2 separate regions of the Homo sapiens genome follow, and region 2 is linked to region 1. A link is a loop called in an ENCODE intact Hi-C map of the cell type or tissue named here. Cell type or tissue: spleen. All regions are shown on one strand. Links, peaks and the distances in the headings refer to the core of each region. The heading gives the core; the rest is flanking DNA. Region 1 overlaps ELF2 (E74 like ETS transcription factor 2). Region 2 overlaps ELF2 (E74 like ETS transcription factor 2).

Region 1 (11,007 bases), core at 1,326-9,325:
TTCTTGTTAAATTGAGAACTTTCACTTTTTCACTTAAAATAAGTATTTTACAGCTTCTTTTTGGCATATCCAGTTGTCATCCTCATTACTCTTGAGTGTTTGAGCCATTGTTAAGTAAAATAAGGGTTACTAGCACTAAGATACTAGTTGATCTGATAGCTGAGATGGCCACTAAGTGACTAATGAGCAGGTAGTGTAGACAGCGTGAATATGGTGGATAAAGGGATGATTCATGGCCGAGGCAGAGGGGCATGGTATGAGGTTTCATCATGCTGCTCAGAATGGCACTCAATTTAAAACGTAGATTATTTCTGAAATTTTCCATTTATCATTTTCAGACCATGTTTGACTGTGGGTAACTGAAACTGCAAAGTAAAGCTGTAGGTAAGGGGAGATTACTGTAACACACTTTAGCTGTTGACCAGTATATATAGGTGTTTCGATTATTTCCAGTTGTTGACTCTTTAAATAATACTCAAACATTTGAGTACAAGTCTTTATGTGGACATATGGTTTTGTTTCTCTTGGTTAGCTATCTAGGAGTAGAATTACAGCATCATACGTTTAGCTTTTTAGGACACTGCCAAACTGTTTTCCCAAAGTGGCCATAACGTCTTATATTGCTAACAGCAATGTTTGAGAGTTCTAGTTTTCTTCACATCTTTGCCAACACTTATTATTGTATTTCTTTTTTAATTATAGCTGTTCTAATGGATATGAATTTGTTTGTTTTTGAGTCACTCTGTCGCCCAGGCTGGAGTGCAGTAGTGCAATCTCAGCTCACTGCAACCTCTCTCTCCTGGGTTCAAGCAATTCTTCTGCCTCAGCCTCCCGAGTAGCTGGGATTACAGCCGAGCACAACTATGCCCAGCTGATTTTTTGTCTTTTTAGTGGAGACGGGGTTTCACCATGTTGCCCAGGCTGGTCTCGAATCCTGAGCTCAGGCAGTCCTCCTGCCTTGGCCTCCCAAAGTGCTAGGATTACAGGCGTGAGCCACCATGCCCGGCCTGATTTTGTTAATTTGTTGTGTTTTTTTTTTTGTTTTTTTCTCTGTGTACTGTTTAGTGGAGTCATTGTGATTTTAATTTTAATTTTCCTTATGACTCATAGTATTGAGCATCTTTTCATGTATCTTTTTTCTTAACCCATTTATGCCCGAAGTTGCAATTTTTTTTTGTGAAAAAGCAGACCTTGGCGATGACCTTGAGCAGTAGGATATTAATAATTCCCACAAGCTTAGCATTCCAAAAATGGAACACTTGGCATAAATGGGCTGGCTGGAGTGCAGTGGTGCGACCAGAGCTCACTGTAGCCTTGACCTCCTGGGCTCAAGCAGTCCCCCTACCTCAGCCTCCTGAGTAGTTGGGAATGGGGAATGCAGGTGCATACCACCATGCCCGGTTAATTTTTTATTTTTATTTTTTGTAGCGATGGGGGTCTCACTGCATTGCCCAGGCTACTCTTGAACCCCTGGGCTCAAGCAATCCTCCTGCGTTGGCCTGCCAAAGTGCTGGGATTACAAGCATGAGCCACCGTGTCTGACCCATCTTTTTTGATGACATCACTATTCAGATCTTTTGCTCCTTTTAAAATTGGGTTGTTTGGGCTGGGTGCGGTGGCTCATGCCTGTAACCCCAGCACTTTGGGAGGCTGAGGTGGGTGGATCACCTGAGGTCAGGAGTTCGAGACCAGCCTGGTCAGCATGGTAAAACCCTGTCTCTACTAAAAATACAAAAATTAGCCGGAGGTGGTGGCGCATGCCTGTAATCTCAGCTACTCAGAAGGCTGAGGTAGGAGAACTGCATAAACCTGGGAGGCGGAGGTTGCAGTGAGCTGAGATTGCAACACTGCACTGCAGCCTGGGCAACAGAGCAAGGCTCTGTCTCAAAAAAATATAATATAATATAATTAATATAATATAATATAATATAATGTAATGTAATATAATTGGGTTGTTTGACTTATTGAGTTATAAGAAGTTTTTTTTTTTAGAAATATATTCTGGATGTAAGTTTTTTAGTAGATACATGATCTGCCAATATTTCTTTACAGTCTGTTGCTGGTCTTTTCATTGCTTAAAAAATTGGTGGCTGGGCGTGGTGGCTCACACCTGTAATCCCAGCACTTTGGGACACTGAGGCTGGTGGATCATGAGGTCAGGCATTCGAGACCAGCCTGGCCAACATGGTGAAACCCCATCTCTACTAAAAATACAAAAATTAGCCGGGTGTGGTGGTGTGCACCTGTAGCCCCAGCTACTTAGGAGGCTGAGACAGAGAATCGCTTGAACCCGGGAGGCAGAGATTGCAGTGAGCCGAGATCGCACCACTGCACTCCAGCCTGGGCAACAGAGCGAGACTCTGTCTCAAAAAAAAAAAAAAAAAAAAAAAGGCGATTAAGATCTTTTAAAGTGTAATTAGTTTAAATTTTGATGAAGTGTGGTTTCTAAATTTTTTCTTTTATAGATTATACTTTTGTTGTCTTATGTAAGAACTCTGCCTAATCCAAGATCTTGAGATTTTTCTGCTTTCTAGAAGTTTTATAGTTTTAACTCTAACAGTTAGATTTTATCATCTATTTTGAATTAATTTCTGTGTATGGTGAGAAATAAGGTTCTAAATTCATCTTTTACATACAGATGGTTCTGTCAACCTAAGTAAAAGACAGTCCCTCTGAAAGAAAGCAGTATTTATTCAGGAATGGGCATTATAATGGGAATATGCATACCGTAGTAAACTATGTGCATATTCAGGGAGGTAAAGGAAGACATAGCTTTTTTTTTTTTTTTTTTTAAGACAAGAGTCTCGCTCTGTCGCGCAGGCTGGAGTGCAGTGGCGAGATCTCAGTTTATGGCAAGCTCCGCCTCCCGGGTTCACGCCATTCTCCTGCCTCAGCCTCCCGAGTAGCTGGGACTATAGGCGCCCGCCACCATGCCCAGCTAATTTTTTGTATTTTTAGTAGAGACAGGGTTTCACCGTGTTAGCCAGGATGGTCTCGATCTCCTGACCTCGTGATCCTCCCACCTGGGCCTCCCAAAGTGCTGGGATTACAGGCATGAGCCACCGCGCCCGGCCAAGACAGATTTTTAAAGGAAAAATGAGGAAGATTACATCATTGTTTTAAATCAATTATGTTTGGCTATAAAGATCAGTGACAAGAGTGATGCCAGTCTGAGGTTGGACATGAAGTTACTGGGCAGATGTCCTTGCAGAAGTATTTTTTTGTGTAAGGTTGCAGTTGCCTTTGTGCAGGGTTGTGGCCTTTATGAGTTTTTTTGTGATAGTTTTTTTTTTTTTTTTTTTTAAATGTAGTCCCGCTCTGTAGCCCAGGTTGGAGTGCAGTGGTGCGATCTCGGCTTGCCGCAACCTCTGCCTCCCGGGTTCAAGTGATTCTCCTGCCTCAACTTTCCACGTACCTGGGACTACAGGCCTGCGCCACCATGCCTGGCTAATTTTTGTATTTTTAGTAGGAATGGGGTTTCACCATTTTGGCCAGGTTGGTCTTAAACTCCTGACCTCAAGTGATCTGCCTGCCCTGGCCTCCCAAAGTGCTGGGATTACAAGCGTGATCTGCCTGTCTCGGCCTCCCAAAGTGCTGGGATTACTGGCGTGAGCCACCATGCCCGGGCAATAGTTATTTTTTTTTAATCAGGTATTCATGCATGAGAACCCTCCTTTCATGGCCTTCCCTGGCTCCATTTGTCAGGGCTTTTAACACAAATGACTCAATTTTAATTCTAACAACTTTCACTTTTCCCCCTTTTGATCAAAATCTTTCTTTGGACCCAGGCACAGTGGCTCATGCCTGTAATCCTGGCGCTTTGGGAGGCAGAGGCAGGAGGATTGCTTGAGCCCAGGAGTTTGAGACCCACCTGGGCAACATGGTGAGACCCTGTCTCTAAAAAAACAAATAAAACAAAAGGGATCTTTCTTTGGAAGCATCACTGATCAATCATCTTGTAGTTAGGTTTTAATTATCTTTAGGTGCCAGGATGGACCTGTCCTGGGTTGTTGGTATGGTCCCATGTTGGAGGGAGTGCTTGTCAAACTAGGAGTCAGTGTCAGGACCCTTTCAGTCACATTTGAGCACACAAGGGAAGTTTGGAGGGAGTGATTCTCAGGCTAAGTCTGCCGGGAATCCATTATTAAGATCAGTTTTTGTCTGTTCCTTAAATGTAGGCTATCATCTCAGGGTTTAGGGCCAGCCCAGTATAATTCTGTTGGGTCAGTATAATTCTGTACTACTACAGAAATGTAACAAATAACATGTACAAAGTTTAAAAAGGAAAATACAAAGTAAAATTAATAGTAATATAATACCAGTTTACATAATGGTTTTGAGCCATGAAGCTAGACCTAAAGGCAGTCAGTTGAAGAAACCAAGTGACCATGGAGAACTAGATGAGACCTGTTGTAACCATGTGATCTGTTTTCTTATTTTGCGTATGAGTCTCAACTTCCTCAAAGGAATTTATCCAGGTAAATCATGTAGTATTAGTAATAGCACAGACATTTCTTTACTTAACCAATAGCTAATGCAGAGCATTGTTATCATTCGGCATTCCATAACTGGGTTGAATTAAAGCAGAGTGTGAATAATTTTTTTAGGGATGTTGCCAGAGTCACCCACTAGGTGGACTGAAGGATCTCTTAGGTCAAGTTCTGTCAAGTTACCAGCAGAAGCTACTGATTGTGAAATTTCAGTTACAACATTATCTTGCCAAGTGAAAAAGCTACGCCTTAAGAGGGGTAAGAGTCTCCCCTTGTTCAATTATCTTGGGAAAACCTGTCTACAGTGCGGAACCATCGACTTCTCATCCTGGTTTGCAGTTTGAATGTCTCTGGTTAAGGCATTGGGCAGTTTGGTGAACTTTTCTGTGTGGCTCAGACTTCGAGTACCAGACTTGTCCCTTAAAATTCATCGAGTTTCAGCTTATAGGGCTTCAGGAACAGAGCAATTTCTGTTTTAATAATTCTGTGGAAGAAAGTTGGATTGGAGGAACCTAGAAGAATTTAGGATCTAGGCCAGTTTGCAGGTAGATAATAAAAACTCAAATACAGTGTACAGGGCTACAGTCTAATAATAGATACAGTAGTTTTTCTTTAGAAGCATAACTTTTTATAGTCATCCCAGTTTCTACCAATCAGAATAAGACAAATTTGTTTATAAAATAGTTTTATTAGTTTTTTGTCTGATTATTTACATAAATGCAGCAAGAATAGCTGTTGACCACAAAGAAATCTCAGATTTATAAACCCTTCAAGACTAGGAAGCCAAACCAAGGGAGACATTAGATTTCACCTACAGCCTTAAGGTTCCTGGGCTGGCCAAGAAGTGACAGATTATATTCTCTCACTGTAGGAATGGGAACACCTGAACCCAGACATTGTGTGCACATTCTTAAATAAGATATTCCAGTCAAAGTCTTGGTAATATAACTAACGTTTCTAATTGTATCCTGTTATAAAGAGAGCAAACTTTTATGAACTTATGCCAACAACCCTATATTATCATAAAAATAAGAATACTCATGAATAGTTTCTGAATTTTACTTAACCAATATCTAATGCAGAGGGATCAAGTAGGGAGAAAAAGTAAATGCTTTCACTTTTGTTGAGATAAGTATTATCTTACCAAATTACTGTAAATGATTGATACTTTAAGAGAAAAATTTTCTTAAATCTGGAAAACTGAACATTTAAGTAAAGAACCAACAGTGTTTCAAATAAAAGTCATAAAAACATCATTGATTATTTAATCTCTTATTTTATTTTATTTTTTTGAGACGGAGTCTCACACTCTCGCCCAGGCTGGAGTGCAGTGGCACCATCTCGGCTCACTGCAAGCTCTGCCTCCTGGGTTCACGCCATTCTCCTGCCTCAGCCTCCTGAGTAGCTGGGATTACAGGTGCCCACCACCACGCCCAGCTAATTTTTTGTATTTTTAGTAGAGATGGGGTTTCACTATGTTAGCCAGGATGGTCTCGATCTCCTGACCTTGTGATCCGCCCACCTCGGCCTCCCAAAGTACTGGGATTACAGGCGTGAGCCACCGTGCCCGGCCTAATCTCATATTTTGTGTTGCTTAATCTTAATTAGCAGTTTTTCTAACTAATCAGTTTCTTCATTAGAATTCTGGAAAATTTTTAGTCCATTGAGCTTAAAGTTATTAGAAATGTATATTTAAGCGTACAAATCTTTTCCATGAACCTGATTGCAGATATTTTTATTTTTATTTATTTTTAAATTTTACTTATTTATTTTTTGAGACAGTTTGACTCTGTCACCCAGGCTGGAGTACAGTGGCCTGATGTCGGCTTACTGCAACCTCCACTTCCTGGGTTCAAGTGATTCTTCTGTCTCAGCTTCCCAAGCAGCTGGGATTACAGGTGCACACTACTACCTTGGCTAATTTTTGTATTTTTAGTAGAGACTAAAGACTAAAATTAGTAAAGACCAGAGACTAAAGACTAAAATTTTTTATTTTTAGTAGCCATATTGGCCAGGCTGGTCTCGAACACCTGACCTCAGGTGATCCGCCCGTCTCGGCCTTCCAAAGTGCTGGGATTACAGGCGTGAGCCACCATGCCCAGCCTGTTTTTAGAGAAGAATCAAAACTGTGAATGATGAAGATTTAGAATAGCCATGGTTAAAAATCTGATGAAGTTTATTATAATCAGCAATTGACAAAGAAATTCAGTTATTTTTGTGGCATGTAATATATACTAGAATTATGACTGATGACATATTAGATTTCTAAGAGTTTTATATACTTTTGGAATATTCATATTAATATCATATCAATAAATGTAACTGCAAGAAGATCTAGAATCACTTATTTGTCAGTGCTTTCCATATAATTCAGCATATCAAGCCTGATTTAGTTCAGTGTCTCTGTTTCAGAAATCTTTGAGAAGGTCCAGTGCCTTGTGGAACATCCTAAAGTTAGTTTGAGGTCAAGAAAGACTTATTTATTTTTTATTTTTTTAAGACGGAGTGTTGCTCTGTTGCCCAGGCTGGAGTGCAGTGGTGCGATCTCAGCTTACTGTAACCTCTGCCTCTGGGATTCAAGTGGTTCTCCTGCCTCAGCCTCCCGGGTAGCTGGGATTACAGGCGTGAGCCGTTGTGCCTGGCCTAATTTTGTATTTTAAGTAGAGATGGGGTTTCTCCATGTTGGTCAGGTTGGTCTCGAACTCTGACCTCAGGTGATCCATCCACCTCGGCCTCCCAGAGTGCTGGGATTACAGGCATGAGCCACCGCTCCAAGCCAAAAGACTTAATTTAGAACTTGATCCTGGGGAAGTTTACCAAAGATGTCAAAAGGTTTAAAACACCTGATCAAAACAGAATCATAGGTCATTGTGAAATAATAGTCATTAATTTAACCACAGTAATAATCAAAAGATTTCAAAAGCAATACAGAAAGTTACATGGATGGGAAACAAACAAACAAAAACCCCAAACCCTTAACCCTTCTAAAGCCCAGTTTTCCTAAGTAACCAAAAACCCTAATAAAGACAGCATGAAATACAGGGATTATCTTCATAAGATGCAGTCTTTGTTTCTTGGGCCAGTTAACAAAAAGGCAAAGAAAACTTCCTGCAATGAGATTGCTTCTGCTAATGGGAAACCCATTTAGATAATCTGGAAGTTGGACCTGATGAAAAATTACTTGACACAGGAAGAGTGTGTGTCCAAGGTTATGAGCGTACACCATATTATAGAGAAATGTAAACAGGAAAACTAGTACCTTGAGCAGGAAATACATGGCTCTTAGTAAAATCATGGGAAATTCTGGGTTAAGTGGAGCAATTCAGACACATCAGTAAAAGCCAATACAGAACTGCTGTAAACTGTAAAGCTGCAGTTCAGAAGATGTTTAAAAACTTAAAGAAACAGATTTCTGAAATAAACATAAAAACCTCTTGCAATTTTTACTAAGAACAGATCAAGACTTCAAGAAAAGCTTGTTCTAACACAGGGGACCAAAATTTTAGATATTTGTTGTTGTTTTGAGCCAGGGTCTCATTCTGTCACCTAGGCTAGAGTGCAGTGGCATAGTCTTGGCTCACGGCAATCTCTACTTCCCAGGTTCAAGTGATTCTCCTGACTGAGCCTCCAGAGTAGCTGGGACTACAGGTGCATGCCACCACGCCCACCTAATTTTTGTATTTTTTAGTAGAGATGGTGTTTCTCCATGTTGTCCAGGCTGGTCTCGAACTCCTGACCTCAGGTGATCCACCCGCCTCCGCCTCCCAAAGTGCTGGGACTACAGGCGTGAGCCACCGTGCCTGACCAAAGCTAAACTTTTAGAAAGACTTGTAACTAATTTTCTTTTATTTATAGCCAACTTAATCGTATGAAAAAATCTTCCTTCCTTCCTCCCTCCCTTCCTTCTTTTCTTCCTTCCTTCTCTATCTCTTTCCCTCCCTCCCTCCTCCCCGCTTTCTCTTTCTTTTCATCTCCCTCTCTTTCTTTCTTTCTTTTCCTTCTTTCTTTCTTTCTCTCTCTTCTTTCTCTTTCTCTCTCTCCCTTCCTCCCTCTTTCTCTCTCTCCCTCTCTCCCTCCCTCTTTCTCTCTCACCCCCACTCTTTCTCTCTCACCCCTGCCTCCCTTCCTTCTCTTTCTCTTTCTCTTGCCCTTGCCCCTTTCCTTTCCTTCTTTCTTTCCTTTCCTTTCCTTTCTTTCTTTTCTCTTTCTCACCCCTCCCTCTGTCTCTCCCTCCCTCCTTCCTTCCTACTTCCTTTTTTTTTGATAGAGGGACTCATTCTGTCTCCACTGCGATCATACCTCACTGTAGGCTTAACTTGGCGGGCTCAAGTGATCCTCCCATCTCAGCCTCCTGAGTAGCTGAGACTACAGGCACATGCCAGTGTGTCTGGCTAGTTTTTGTATTTTTTGTAGAGACGGGGTTTCATTGTGTTGAACAGGCTGGTCTTGAACTCCTGGGCTCAAGTGGTCTGGCTGCTTCGGCCTCCCAAAGTGCTGGGATTACAGCCATGAGCCTCTGTGTCTGGCCCACACACAAAATTTCTTTAATAAATTCATCCTTCACAAACTTTCCACAGCTTAATCAGATCTTCCACAACATTCTTGGTCCTTTAGCTTTGTCCTATACTTTCTCTTTCTTAAATAACCTGTCATTTTACTTTAGGACACAGTTTACTTTCTTTTTTCCTTATCATTGTGAAAAGTTATTCTCCTTTTAACCCTCTTTGCCAAAATTACATCCTTATAACTTTCTTTATATTTCTCTCTCCTGCTTACTGAGTCCTTTTTATATTATTTCCTTCCTAAATATTACTTTTCAAAATAACCTTAAATAACCTCTGAATTTACAGTTATTCTTTTTTCTCAATGAATAATACATTCTTATGCTTTTCTCATAATTTTTCTCATCAAAGCCACATGATGTTTTTTGTTACACTTCATATACAGAATTATATACATTAGTTAGAATTTCTAACTTAGTAATCTTGATTTTTAATGAAAACCTAGGAAGCAAGAAATTTTGAACTATCATATATCAGTATTTTATATATTTTTTTATTTTTTGAGTTAGGGTCTCTCACTGTTGCCCAGCCTAGAGTGCAGTGGCATGATCATAGCGTACTATAACTTGAACTCTGGGGTCAAGGGATCCTCCTGTCTTAGCCCCTGGAGTAGCTGGGATTACAGGAGCATGCTACCATGCCTGGCTAGTGTAAAATTTTTTTTGTAGAGACAGAGTCTTGCCGTGTTGCTCAGGCTGGTCTTGGACTCCTGGCCTTAAGTAATCCTCCTGTTTCAGCCTTTGAAAGTGCTGGGATTGCAGGTGTGAGCCACTATGCCTAGACTTTTAAATATTTTTTACAAACATTCTCCGTAACATAATTTTGTGTGTATTAATAGACTGAAATATATTCAGTCTTTCTATAAGATTTAACAAGGCAAGAACAAATGTATTTATGTTCAGCAATTGGTGTTTCAGTATTTTTCCTTATTTGGAAACGATCTGGACATTTAATGAGTATTTATCACTTAATTTAACATAATTTTAATATTTCAAATTATGTGAAAAGTTCATTTATAAACATTTATTCCATTTGTATTTACATTATTTATTTATTTATTTATTTCTGAGACGGAGTCTTGCTTTGTTGCCCAGGCTGGAATGCAGTGGCACCATTTTGGCTCACTGCAACCTCCACTTCCCGGGTTCAAGCAGTTCTCCTTCCTCAACCTCCGGAGTAGCTGGGATTACAGGCACCCATCACCACACCAGCTATTTTTTGTATGTTTAGTAGAGACGGGGTTTCACCGTGTTGGCCAGGCTGGTCTCAAACTGGCTGGTCTTGAACTCCTGACCTTGTGATCTGCCCTCCTCGGCCTCCCAAAGTGCTGGGATTTCAGGCGTGAGCCACCGTGCCTGGCCCATAATTTGTTATTTTTTTAATTTTTATTATTTTTTTGAGACAGAGTTTTGCTCTTATTGCCCAGGCTGGAGTGCAATGGCACGATCTCAGCTCACCACAGGATTCCAGGCATGCTCCACCATGCCCAGCTAATTTTGTTTTTGAGACGGAGTCTCGCTCTGTCGCCCCAGCTAGAGTGCAGTGGCGCAATCTCAGCTCACTGCAACCTCCGCCTCCCGGGTTCAAGCGATTCTCCTGCCTCAGCCTCTTGAGTAGCTGGGACTACAGGCGTCCACCACCACACCCAGCTAATTTATTGTAATTTTAGTAGAGTTAGGGTTTCACCGTGTTAGCCAGGATGATCTCGATCTCCTGACCTTGTGATCCACCCGTCTTGGCCTCCCAAAGTGCTGGGATTACACTGCGCCTGGCCTAATTTTGTATTTTTAGTAGAGACGGGGTTTCTCCATGTTGGGCAGGCTGGTCTTGAACTCCTGACCTCAGGTGATTCGCCCGTCTCAGCCTCCCAAAGTGCTGGGTTTACAGGCCTGAGCCACCGCGCCCGGCCTACTCAGAGTTTTTTTTTTTTTTTTTTTTTTTTTTTAAACAGTTTT
Region 2 (11,007 bases), core at 1,433-9,432, 52 kb after region 1:
TGTGAATTAAATCTCAAGAGTTAGTAATTAGGCTCATAAGGAAGCAGAAAGATTTGGAAGGTTTTAAGTAGGAAATACTAGGGGGCCAGTACCTTGGGAGGCAGAGGCAGAGGTGGGAGGATCTCTTGAGGCCAGGAATTCAAGACCAGCCTGGGCAACATAGTGAGACTCCATCTCTTAAAAAAAAAATTTAAAAATTAGCTGGGTATGGTGGCGTGCACCTGTAGTCCTAGCTACTTGAGAGTCTGAGGCCAGAGAATCCTTTGAGATTAGAGTTTGAGGTTACAGGTGAGCTATGATTGTAGTACCACTGCGCTCCAGCCCGAGTGACAGAGTGAGCCATGTCTCTAAAAAGAAAGTACCATGCAATTAGTATTTCAGTTGGATATAGGATTAATTGTAGGGGGAAAGATGAGACAGGAAGACTAGCTATTGTAGTATGAGTTGAAGGATGGCTTGAGAAATATTAAAACAAGGTAGTAGCAACAGGAACAGAAAGGGCTTGTATAAACCATATTACTATATATTATCTTACATGACATATAAGGGGAGAGGCACAGTTAGGTAAAATATTCTGCTTTTTGACGCTTGTTCATGGTGATGGTAGCACATATGATTTGAGGAAGGCAAGACTGATGAAGCAGATAAGTTTGGTAATAGTCATGATGATTTTGAGTTGAAGCAGAACTTTAAAGATGAATATTTAGGTATTTAAAGATGCACAAATGTGGCCGAGTGCAGTGGCTCATGCCTGTAATCCCAGCACTTTGGGAGGCCAAGGCAGGCGGATCACTTAAGGTCAGAAGTTCGAGAGCAGCCTGCCCAATGTGGTGAAACCCCATCTCTACTAAAAATACAAAAATTAGCTGGGTGTGGTGGTGCACGCCTGTAATCCCAGCTACTCAGGAGGCTGAGGCAAGAGAATTGCCTGAACCGGGAGGTGGAGGTTGCAGTGAGCTGAGATCATGCCACTGCACTCCAGCCTGGGCAACAGAAACTCCATCTCAAAAACAAACAATCAGATAAACAAAAAAGATGCACAAATGTGTAGTCAAGATCCCATCACAAAAGAGATGGCATGCTAAAATTAGGATAATTTAAGGAATGTTTTAATAAAGGGCTAGTTACAAACATGTAGGCAAATATAAGGTACCCGTAAGAGACAGGGCAGTACTGCAGACCTAGCAATAATTGCTGTTTCTGTCCTTTGGCTCATGGGCCAAGGGGAAGGAAGGGTGACCAGAATCCTGAAGAATAGAGCCCTGAACAGGGAGTCACCTTGGGAGATTCTGAAACCTTTGATCAAAGGACACAGCTAGCTGGAGGGCAATACCTCTTCCCAATAATATCCTGCTAAGGTACGCCATTGACCAAACTCAGTCTGAAGCCATAGGAATCCCGTTGATGAAGTCAGTCTCCAGGGACAGAGAGCAAGGTGAAGAAGGGTGGAGAATAAATCTGGAGGGGCAAATGGAAGATATCTAGTACAACTAAAGCTTAGTAAAGAAAGGTCAGGGAGAAACTGATTTGGGAATCATCCTCATTTAAAGCCGTGGAAATAAATTTCCGAGGGGAAACGTATTTCATAGATTTTTCCCAAGGAAGGAGATACGTAAATTCTATATTTGTCTCTCTGTGATGGAGAACAAAGGACATAGAATTAAGGAATTAACCTTAGAGAATGTTTACATTTTAAAGAGTGGAGAAGAATCAAAGAGTAGTCAAATATGATAGAAAATCCTGGGCGACTATTTCTGAGTTTTGTTTTGTTTTGTTTTTTTGCCCTTTAAGTAGCTCTCTTTAGTAGGAAAGGGAAGAATATTGACTTGGGTTAGTTAGTTCTGATTTTCAAATTTCCCCTTTATCACTTACTTGGCAGTATTTAACCTTTTCAGAGTGTTTCACTGTCAGAAAATAGGAATTCAGGGTTGTGAAGATTACATAAAATAAATACATAAAGCACAGTGCTTGTGACAGAGTTTCTTTAACTTCATTAGCACCTTCCCTGTGACTTCAAGTATAGACAGGACTTTTATACATTAGAATGGAATATTTGTTTAACTTTGTTTATGTCTCTTGTTTTCTCCTTCCTTTTGCTTCCACTTAAAAAAAAAAAAACAAATGCTTTATACCTTCAGTTTATACTTTTTCCTTGTCATTCCTTCCTTGATTATTGTGCTCTGGCATCTCCATTTATCATTCTACTGAAGCTCTTTATCAGATTTCGGTGGCCACTCTTCTGTCAAATTCAGTGACCCATAGAATCATCCAGAAGTAATCCTTCATAATCTGGCTGCCTTATCTGCTGAAACACTGTATTCTCCTAGTTATTTTTCTTGTTGACCTTTGCATGGATTGTACTATTTATGCTTCTGAGTGTTTGCTCAAAGACAGTTTCCTCCTATCTATAATGTGCTCAGGTAGGTATTAGCCATCTTTTAAGGCCCAACTACATGAAGATTTCCACAATGATTGTGGTCTACAATAAACATCCCCTTACCTGATCTGTTATACCATCTGGATATAGGTACTTTCTTGTATTATTTTATTATTTTTATCTATTATTGCTTATATTATTTTTGTTGTATATACTCCTATTGTTTTCCCAGTGAGTGTATAAGCACCTTGAAGACGGAGACCATACTTTTTTCTTTTGTTAAATATACTGTTGAACATATAATAACTAGCTGGAAAATACAAATGGAAACAGATTGAGTTCTGAGTTAGTATTGTAGTATAATCAAGAACCATCTATGTAAAGTCATACTTAAGTCTCATTTTAAAAATCACAGTTGGTATCCATCATTCTTGCTTATATCTAATAATTTGATTTTTCTTTTTTTTTTTTTGAGGTGGAATCTCACTCTGTCACCCAGGCTGGAGTGCGGTGGTGTGATCTCGGCTCACTGCAACCTCCGCCTCCCGGGTTCAAGTGATTCTCCTGCCTCAGCCTCCCAAGTGGCTGGGACTACAGGTGTGTGCCACTATGCCCAGCTAATTTTTGTATTTTTAGTAGAGACGGGGTTTTACCATGTTGGTTGGCCAGGATGGTCTTGATCTCTTGACCTTGTGATCTGCCTGCTTCGGCCTCCCAAAGTGCTGGGATTACAGGCGTGAGCCACTGTGCCCGGCTCACTCTCTTGCCTAGGCTAGAGTGCAGTGGCACTGCAACCTCTGCCTCTTGGGTTCAAGCAATTCTTGTGCCTCAGTCTCCTCAGTAGCTGGGATTACAGGCACTCACCACACCTATGTGGCTAATTTTTGTGTTTTTGATAGAGACGGGGTTTCTCCTTGTTGTACAGGCTGATCTCGAACTCCTGGCCTCATGCGATCTGCCTGCCTCAGCCTCCCAAAGTGCTGGGATTACAGGCCTGATTTTTTTCTTAAAAGCAATACATGCTTAATGGAAAAAATTGGAAAGTATTGCAAAGAATAAGCAAACTGAAAATCATCACCCCTAATCTTACCAACAAGGAGACAATGATTGTTGCTTTTTAAAAAAACATTTCCTTTTAGTCTTTTAAAAAATGCATTTTAATCGTAAAATATTATATAATACAAGCAGACTGATTAATCTTTGCTAATTTTAATAAACATTGGCTGTCAAGTGGTCTGGTTGGTAGCTTCCTACTTCTGTCTTCTGACCACTGGGGACAGGACTTTGCTCCTTAACCACGTATCAAGACATTAACATTTAGTCTTATTAGTTAATTATCAAGAAAACTTAAACCATTTTTAGTGATCAACAAAATTGTGTTTAAACATTAGTTGAAAAGATGGATGATGATGAGAATTTTTATATAATTCAACGAGAAAGCAGTGCTTTTTAAAAATAAAAATGAAAGTTTAGGTTTTTAAAATGCAGTTTAAAAAATAAAACCAGATTTCCTTCATGAAAAATAAGATAAGGAGCCAAATTTCTTTCTTGAAGAATCTCAGGACTAATTTGACTTCATGATGAGCTGTCATAACTTTTGTATTTGTTATACCATCAGAAATCCTCCCTGTGGCACAAAAGGACTCCTTTAATTAGAAAATATTGTTGCCACAGGGAGGTAGAAGATCGACATGAAAAACTGGGGATCTGAAAACGAGCCCCTATCCTAGGATTACCTGAAGGTGAAACAGATTGAGCCAGAAGGAAGACAATGCTGGTAGGTTGGTTTTTAATTTATTAAGAATGTTTGTAATTTTATATTTCATTAAAATTATTTCATCTACCTTTACCATATTTTTGTTTAAAGGGTGACAATGATTCCTCCTTAAGGAAGGAGAAGTAATACGATAATATTTTTCCTCCAAGATAGTTTGCTGAATTATCCCTTGCCATATTCTTAATATTTGTTTCTTTTTATAGATAAAGCTCTGGGGCTATTTCATGCCTCTACTTCCTTGGAAGCTACTATTGACTGAACGTCTTTAAGTCATTTTTTTTTTTTGTCATTTCTGTTGGTTTTGCTTCTAATCTACATCTTTTCCTAAATTTTTAATAAGTGTTTTTTTCCCCCAATTATTTATTTTCTTGAGGTTAGCCTAGCCCTAAGTTTTCTAAAATGGTAAAATGTGAATCTTAAGTTCATTTAGCTTTTACTCTAGAATTGTTTGAATTGTAATTGTACTGTGATTTAGATCAGACAGTATTATTAGATAAAAGATTTTAATACTTTAATAACTATCAGCCAGGTATAGTGGCTCAAGCCTGTAATCCCAGCACTTTGGGAAGCCGAGGTCAGGAGTCCAAGACCAGCCTGGCCAACTTGGCAAAACCCCATCTGTACTAAAAAATACAAGAAATTAGCCAGGCGTGGTGGTGGACGCCTGTAATCCCAGCAACTGGGGAGGCTGAGGCAAGAGAATCGCTTGAACCCAGGAGGTGGAGGTTGCAGTGAACTGAGATGGCGCCACTGCACTCCAGCCTGGACAACAGACAGACTCCGTCTCAAAAAACAAAACAAAACAAAACAAAAACAACAACAAAAAACTATTCCATTTAGCCTGAGATGCTATCAATGGTAAGAAACATTATTTTTATACCACTAAAGGAAAAAATGCTGCCAAATATAAACTTTTAAGAGACTATCAACTTTAAGATAGGTACTGATTTCAGAGATGTCAAATGTGAAAAAATGTGTATCTTGGGATTAATGAAATATGATTTGCAATTATGAATCTTTCCTGAAACTCTCATTTACTGGGAATTAAACATTAAAATATGAGGCCTGTGAAAAATGGAGGTGAGTTGTGGTATAGAAATCCATGTCAGGGGGCGCGGCCAGGCCAGGCCCGGGGGCTCCGCATGCTGCAGCTGCCCTCGGGCACCCCCGCCGCTGCCCTCGCCGCGGCGAGCTAACCCCAGCCAGCCGGGGGCGTCCCGGAGGCGGTGGCGCAGGGAGGGGCCCGATGCGCGCACGTGGCCCCGGCGGCCGCCATGGCGGACAGCGGCACCGCGGGGGGCGCGGCGTTGGCGACCCCGGCCCCCGGGCCGGGCAGTGGCGGCCCAGGACCACGCGTCTACTTTCAGAGCCCCCCCCGGGACCGCAGGAGAGGGCCCGGGCGGCGCGGACGATGAGGGCCCAGTGAGGCGCCAAGGGAAGGTCACCGTCAAGTATGACCGCAAGGAGCTACGGAAGCGCCTCAACCTAGAGGAGTGGATCCTGGAGCAGCTCACGCGCCTCTACGACTGCCAGGAAGAGGAGATCCCAGAACTGGAGATTGACGTGGATGAGCTCCTGGACATGGAGAGTGACGATGCCCGGGCTGCCACGGTCAAGGAGCTGCTGGTTGACTGTTACAAACCCACAGAGGCCTTCATTTCTGGTCTGCTGGACAAGATCCGGGGCATGCAGAAGCTGAGCACACCCCAGAAGAAGTGAGGGTCCCCGACCCAGGAGAACGGTGGTTCCCACAGGACAATCGCTGCCCCCCAACCTCGTAGCAACAGCAATACCGGGGGACCCTGCGGCCAGGCCTGGTGCCATGAGCAGGGCTCCTCGTGCCCCTGGCCCAGGGGTCTCTTCCCCTGCCCCCTCAGTTTTCCACTTTTGGGTTTTTTTATTGTTATTAAACTGATGGGACTTTTTGTGTTTTTATATTGACTCCGTGGCGCGGGCCCTTTAATAAAGCTAGGATACGCCTTTGGTGCAAAAAAAAAAAAAAAAAAGAAAGAAAAAAAAAATCCATGTCAGTGCTGAGCATGCTCCTAAATTGTGTGTGTGTGTGTGTGTGTGTGTGTGTGTGTGTGAGACTGAAGTCTCGCTCTGTTGCCAGGCTGGAGTGCAGTGGCGCGATCTCAGCTCACTGCAACCTCCCGGGTTCAAGCGATTCTCCTGCCTCAGCCTCCTGAGTAACTGAGATTACAGGCGCGCACCACCACACCTGGCTAATTTTTGTATTTTTAGTAGAGATGGGGTTTCACCATGTTGGCCAGAATGGTCTCGATCTCCTGACCTCATGATCTGCCTGCCTTGGCCTCCCAAAGTGCTGGGATTACAGGCGTGAGCAACCATGCCCCGGCCTCTAAATTCTTTGATGTCTTTTAAGAGAGGACATTTAAGTAAAAAAATCATATAACCATATTGTTTAAAATTATACAAAATAACCATAAGGTATCAAATTATGGAGTATATAGAAAAAGAAAATCTATTTTAATATGACATATTTACTTCAATAGAGTGTTATCCTAATTGAATATCACTTAATTAGTATAACTTTGAGATCTAAAAAGAAAATGAAATGAAGCTTCTGCTTTTTAAGCTGTCATTTAAAAACAGGATCCTTTAAGGGCTCGTTAAAATAGCACGATTTTTAGTGCACTTGAATATATGTTTTACAGATTATTAATTATGTGAAGGAGAAAATAGTGGCCAAAAGCAAAGACCTACTCTGTCAATTAATAAAGCAGAAATGAAAAGGAATGATTTTATTTACTTTTAATTTTTTTTTTTTTTTGAGACATGGTCTTTCTCTGTTGTCCAGGCTGGAGTGTAGTGGCGCAGTCTTGGCTCACTGCAACCTCTGCCTCCCGGGTTCAAGCGATTCTCCTGCCTCAGCATCCTGAGTAGCTGGGATTACAGGTGCCCACCACCAGGCCTGGCTGATTTTTGTATTTTTAGTAGAGACGGGCTTTCACCATGTTGGCCAGGCTGGTCTCAAACTCCTGACATCAAGTGACTCGATCTGTCCTCCTTGGTCTCCCAAGGTACTGGGATTACAGGCATGAGCCATTGCGCTCGGCCAATTTTTTTTTGAGACAGGGTCTCTGTCACCAAGACTGGAGTGCAGTGGCACGATCTTGGCTCACTGCAAACTCTGCCTCCCAGATTCAAGTGATTCTCCTGTCTCAGCCTCCCTAGTAGTTGGGATTACAGGCACCCACCACCGCGCCCTCCCAGAGTGCTGGGATTACAGGCGTGAGCCACTGCACTCAGCCAATTTTATTTTATTTTGAGACAGGGTCTCTCTTTGTCACCCAGGCTGGAGTGCAGTGGTATGATCATGGCTCACTGGAGCCTTGACTGTCCCGGCTGTAGTGCTCCTCCCACCTTAGCCTCCCTAGTAGCTGGGACTACAGGCAAATGCCACGACACTCAGCTAACTTTTTTATTATTTGCAGAGACAAGATCTCAGTATGTTGCCCAGGCTGGTCTCATACTACTGGGCTCAAGCAATTCTCCCACCTTGGCCTCCCACAGTGCTGGGATTATAGGCATGAGCTACCTTGCCTAGATGAAAAGGAATGATTTTAGATGATGTTTGTATACCAAGAAACATCTGTTTTATGTAAAAGGAAAGAAAAGTATATCTAGACGATAGATCATTAAAAGATATTTGTTTGACTTTGGAAACTAGTAGCCATTCATTCCTTTGTATTCAGAGAGACTTAAAAAATTTTTTTTATTTATCTTTTTTGATACGGAGTCTTGTTCCGTCACTCAGGCTGGAGTGCAGTGGTGCAATTCTGGCTCCCTGAAACTTCCGCCTCCTGGTTCAAGTGATTCAGAGAGACTTTTTAAAGAAACACTAGTTAACTTTTAATTTTGCTATACATCTCCGAGAAACACCCAAGAATGATCAATAAATACTAAAAAAATTAAAAAAAAATTTTTGCTATACAACAGTGTATCTAAATAATACAGTTTTATTAATTCAGACTGAGGAGAAGGCTAACTGTGGATTATATAGAATTTTAAATGAGTAGCAAACAAGGTTACAAGTGTTGCCAAGTAGAGATAGTTTTTAAGATTTTCTTAGATGTACAAATACGAATGCTTTAACACATATCCCTAGGCAAATCCATACCTCCATTCAGCCATCTGTCAGTGCTTACTGAGGACCTGCAATGTCCCAGCCTCAGAGCTGAATATCTTGTGGTAAACAAGACCCTCTCTTTGCCCTCACCAGGCTTTCAGCTATGTGTAGAAGATGAACAATTTATTAAACATGTTATTATGATAAAATGTGATGAGAATTATGATAGGATTAATTAAAAGTTTATGGGAGTAAACAGCAGGAGAATGCCTTCCTGAGGATGTGACATCTGAAGTAATTATTCAGGCAGAGAATAGCAAGGTTGAAAGTCTGGAGGAAGAAAAACAAGGCTATCTGAGTTGCTGAAAGAGATTCAGTAGGGCTAGATATGAATTATGAGAAAGAAAGGGGATTAAAATGAGGTGTAAGAGGCAAAATAGAAAAAAATCTTATTGCTGAGGGCTTTTAAAGCTTTGTATCTGTTTCTTGGATCAGATAAGTCTAAAGGGCAGTGAGGAGCCTTTTAAAAGTTTTGAGCAGTTTTGAAAAATACAAATTTAGTTTTTTTCAAAATAGTAAGTGCTGTAAATGAAAAAAGGAATAGGACAGTCAAAGAATTACTTAAAGTCTGAACTCCTTGGTTTCTCATTCATAGCTCCCTGATATCTAGCTAACTGTTCTTTTTCACCTTCCACTAAGTTGTCTACCTCTCCAGATTTGGGGTATAGGTGTGCTCATTGCCTACACTAAGTTAAAAGTAGTAGAGATTAAAATAGTTGCTCAGCCAGCCTTTCTTTTTGGAGTTAACAAGGTAGATGCTTTGTACGGTGTTGTTTCAGGAGGAGGAATCATTGTCTCTTATCCATTGTCCATGCCCATTTGTATAAACTTTTGGGTTTTTCCAGGACCTGGGCGAGACTCAAAACAGCGAGTCCTGATTGAATGCCATGCCTATTTGTTGAATTTGTTAGGTATTTATCTAGGCTGGTGGCCTTTAAGTCAATTGTGTAATAGGAATATTATTTTATATTGAGACCTTGTCTGTACAAAAAAAAAAAAAAAAAGGTTGGTATGGTGGCATGGACCTGTAGTCCCAGCTACTCCTTGCAGTCCCAGGAGTTCAAGGTTGCATTGAGCTGTGATGGCGCCACTGCTCCAGCCTGGGCAAACAAGCAAGACCCTGTCTCCAAAAAAAAAAAGTATATCATTTTGATCATTTGGACTAGACAGCGTAAGTTAATATATTTCTTTTGGTCTTGATGTCTTTGAGGACTAACTTGTAAGTAAAAGTTATCTTGAAACTCTATCTGTATTTTCAGCGCTGCATACAAACAACTGCTGGTTTTTATTTCCACTGGCATCATCGACAGTGTTCTAGGCCTTAGGTGTCATAGTAGATACCATAAAGAGAATTATATACAGAAGAGCTATGATTTGAGCCTTTGCAACTAAATATATATCAAAGGGCTTTATAATGGATTTTTTTTCTTTTTAAAAAATGTAATACACAATATTTAGAATATTCTAAAAAACTGAAAAATTCAACTAATAAGTATGTACTACTAAAATTAATAAAATATTGGCAGCAGTGTTAATTTAAATACATCTTATGTTCCCGAATTTAATTTTCCCCTTTCCTTCTTCCTTAAGATAATTACTATCCTGTTTATTAATGATATAATGGAATATTTACAATAGAAGTATGGAAGATTCCGGATATGTGTGTTTTTTAATTGCCAAAAAGAAGTGATCTTTTAGTTTAACAACAATTGTTTTGGAGTAGGTTGGCCTATTAGTGACAAGTTCTCATTTTTATAGGGATTTAGATAAAGATTCAAATCATAGCTCCTAAGCAGTGCAGTTGTTTAAGATGGAATGAGAGGTTGTGAGTATCTTTACAACTGGAGATTTTAAAGCAAGAACTAGAATGCCACTTAGGGATATTGTAAAGAGAATTCAAGTGTCAGGTAGGTGTTCAAACCAGATTTCTTTATAATTTTCAATTCTGAGATGCTGTTTTTTAATAACTTCATTCTGTAAAAGCATGAAAAAATATGATTGTCTATGATATGGTTGTCAGTTCAGTCTCCGGATTAGAAAGGTGTTTCATGAAACAAAGATTAGTTTTTTTTTAGTACCCAGGTTTTATCTTTAGTTAGTTTTATTCCATGGCCATTCTCAAACATTTTGTCCCTGGATAGCTGCCTTACAGATGTCTGTCTTTGGTCACAACAGGAACTGGGCAAGAAAATGTGACGTAAGCCCATCATATTGTTTTGGGGGAAGGACCAGGACCCCAGAGCATGTGCTCTGCTATGGTCAGCAGCTTTATCTTATTTTGCCACTTTAAGAGTCTTAATCTTGTTATTGTGATTAGGTAGTTTTTTCTTCTTTTACACCAATAGCACAGACATAGCTTTGAGTGTAAATTTCTTAAAAGTTTTTCTGATTAGTTGATATGGCTAGTACTTAGAAGATGCTTACATCAAAAAATAGCGTTCTTTTTCAAAGCGATTTCTAATATACAATATTAATTATAACACAAAAATATTTTTTAACGTTTCTTTTTATTTTAGATTCAGGGGGTACATGTGCAGGTTTGTTACGAGAGTATACTGCATGATGCTGAGGTTTGGGCTTCTATTGATCCCATCACCCAGATAGTGAACACAGTACACGTGGGAAGTTTTAAAAATATCCTTGCTCCTTTCTCCCTCCCTCTGTTCCTCCCTCCCTCCTTTTGGAATCCCCAGTGACTGT

What was found. Peaks named below come from ENCODE experiments on the same cell type or tissue, not always from the same donor. Only the 100,000 strongest peaks of a DNase experiment are listed, where the experiment ranks them.
Region 2: it touches region 1 in a loop (1.8-fold over the local background); 43 of 110 quality-filtered maps call a loop at or near these places.

What each region holds. Positions count from the first base shown.
Region 1 is chr4:139,161,643-139,172,649 of GRCh38, reverse strand. The region is part of intron 1 of ELF2 (E74 like ETS transcription factor 2); the gene reads left to right. Among named protein-coding and RNA genes, the nearest start is that of ELF2, 10 kb to the left of the region's middle. RefSeq lists enhancers at 8,097-8,728, 8,729-9,361, 10,006-10,623. In spleen, for the core only: a CTCF peak has its summit at 4,614; no DNase peak of the experiment used is centred there; H3K27ac peaks cover 1,271 bases.
Region 2 is chr4:139,109,796-139,120,802 of GRCh38, reverse strand. The region is part of intron 4 of ELF2 (E74 like ETS transcription factor 2); the gene reads left to right. It also overlaps the pseudogene PPP1R14BP3. Among named protein-coding and RNA genes, the nearest start is that of ELF2, 62 kb to the left of the region's middle. In spleen, for the core only: no CTCF peak of the experiment used is centred there; no DNase peak of the experiment used is centred there.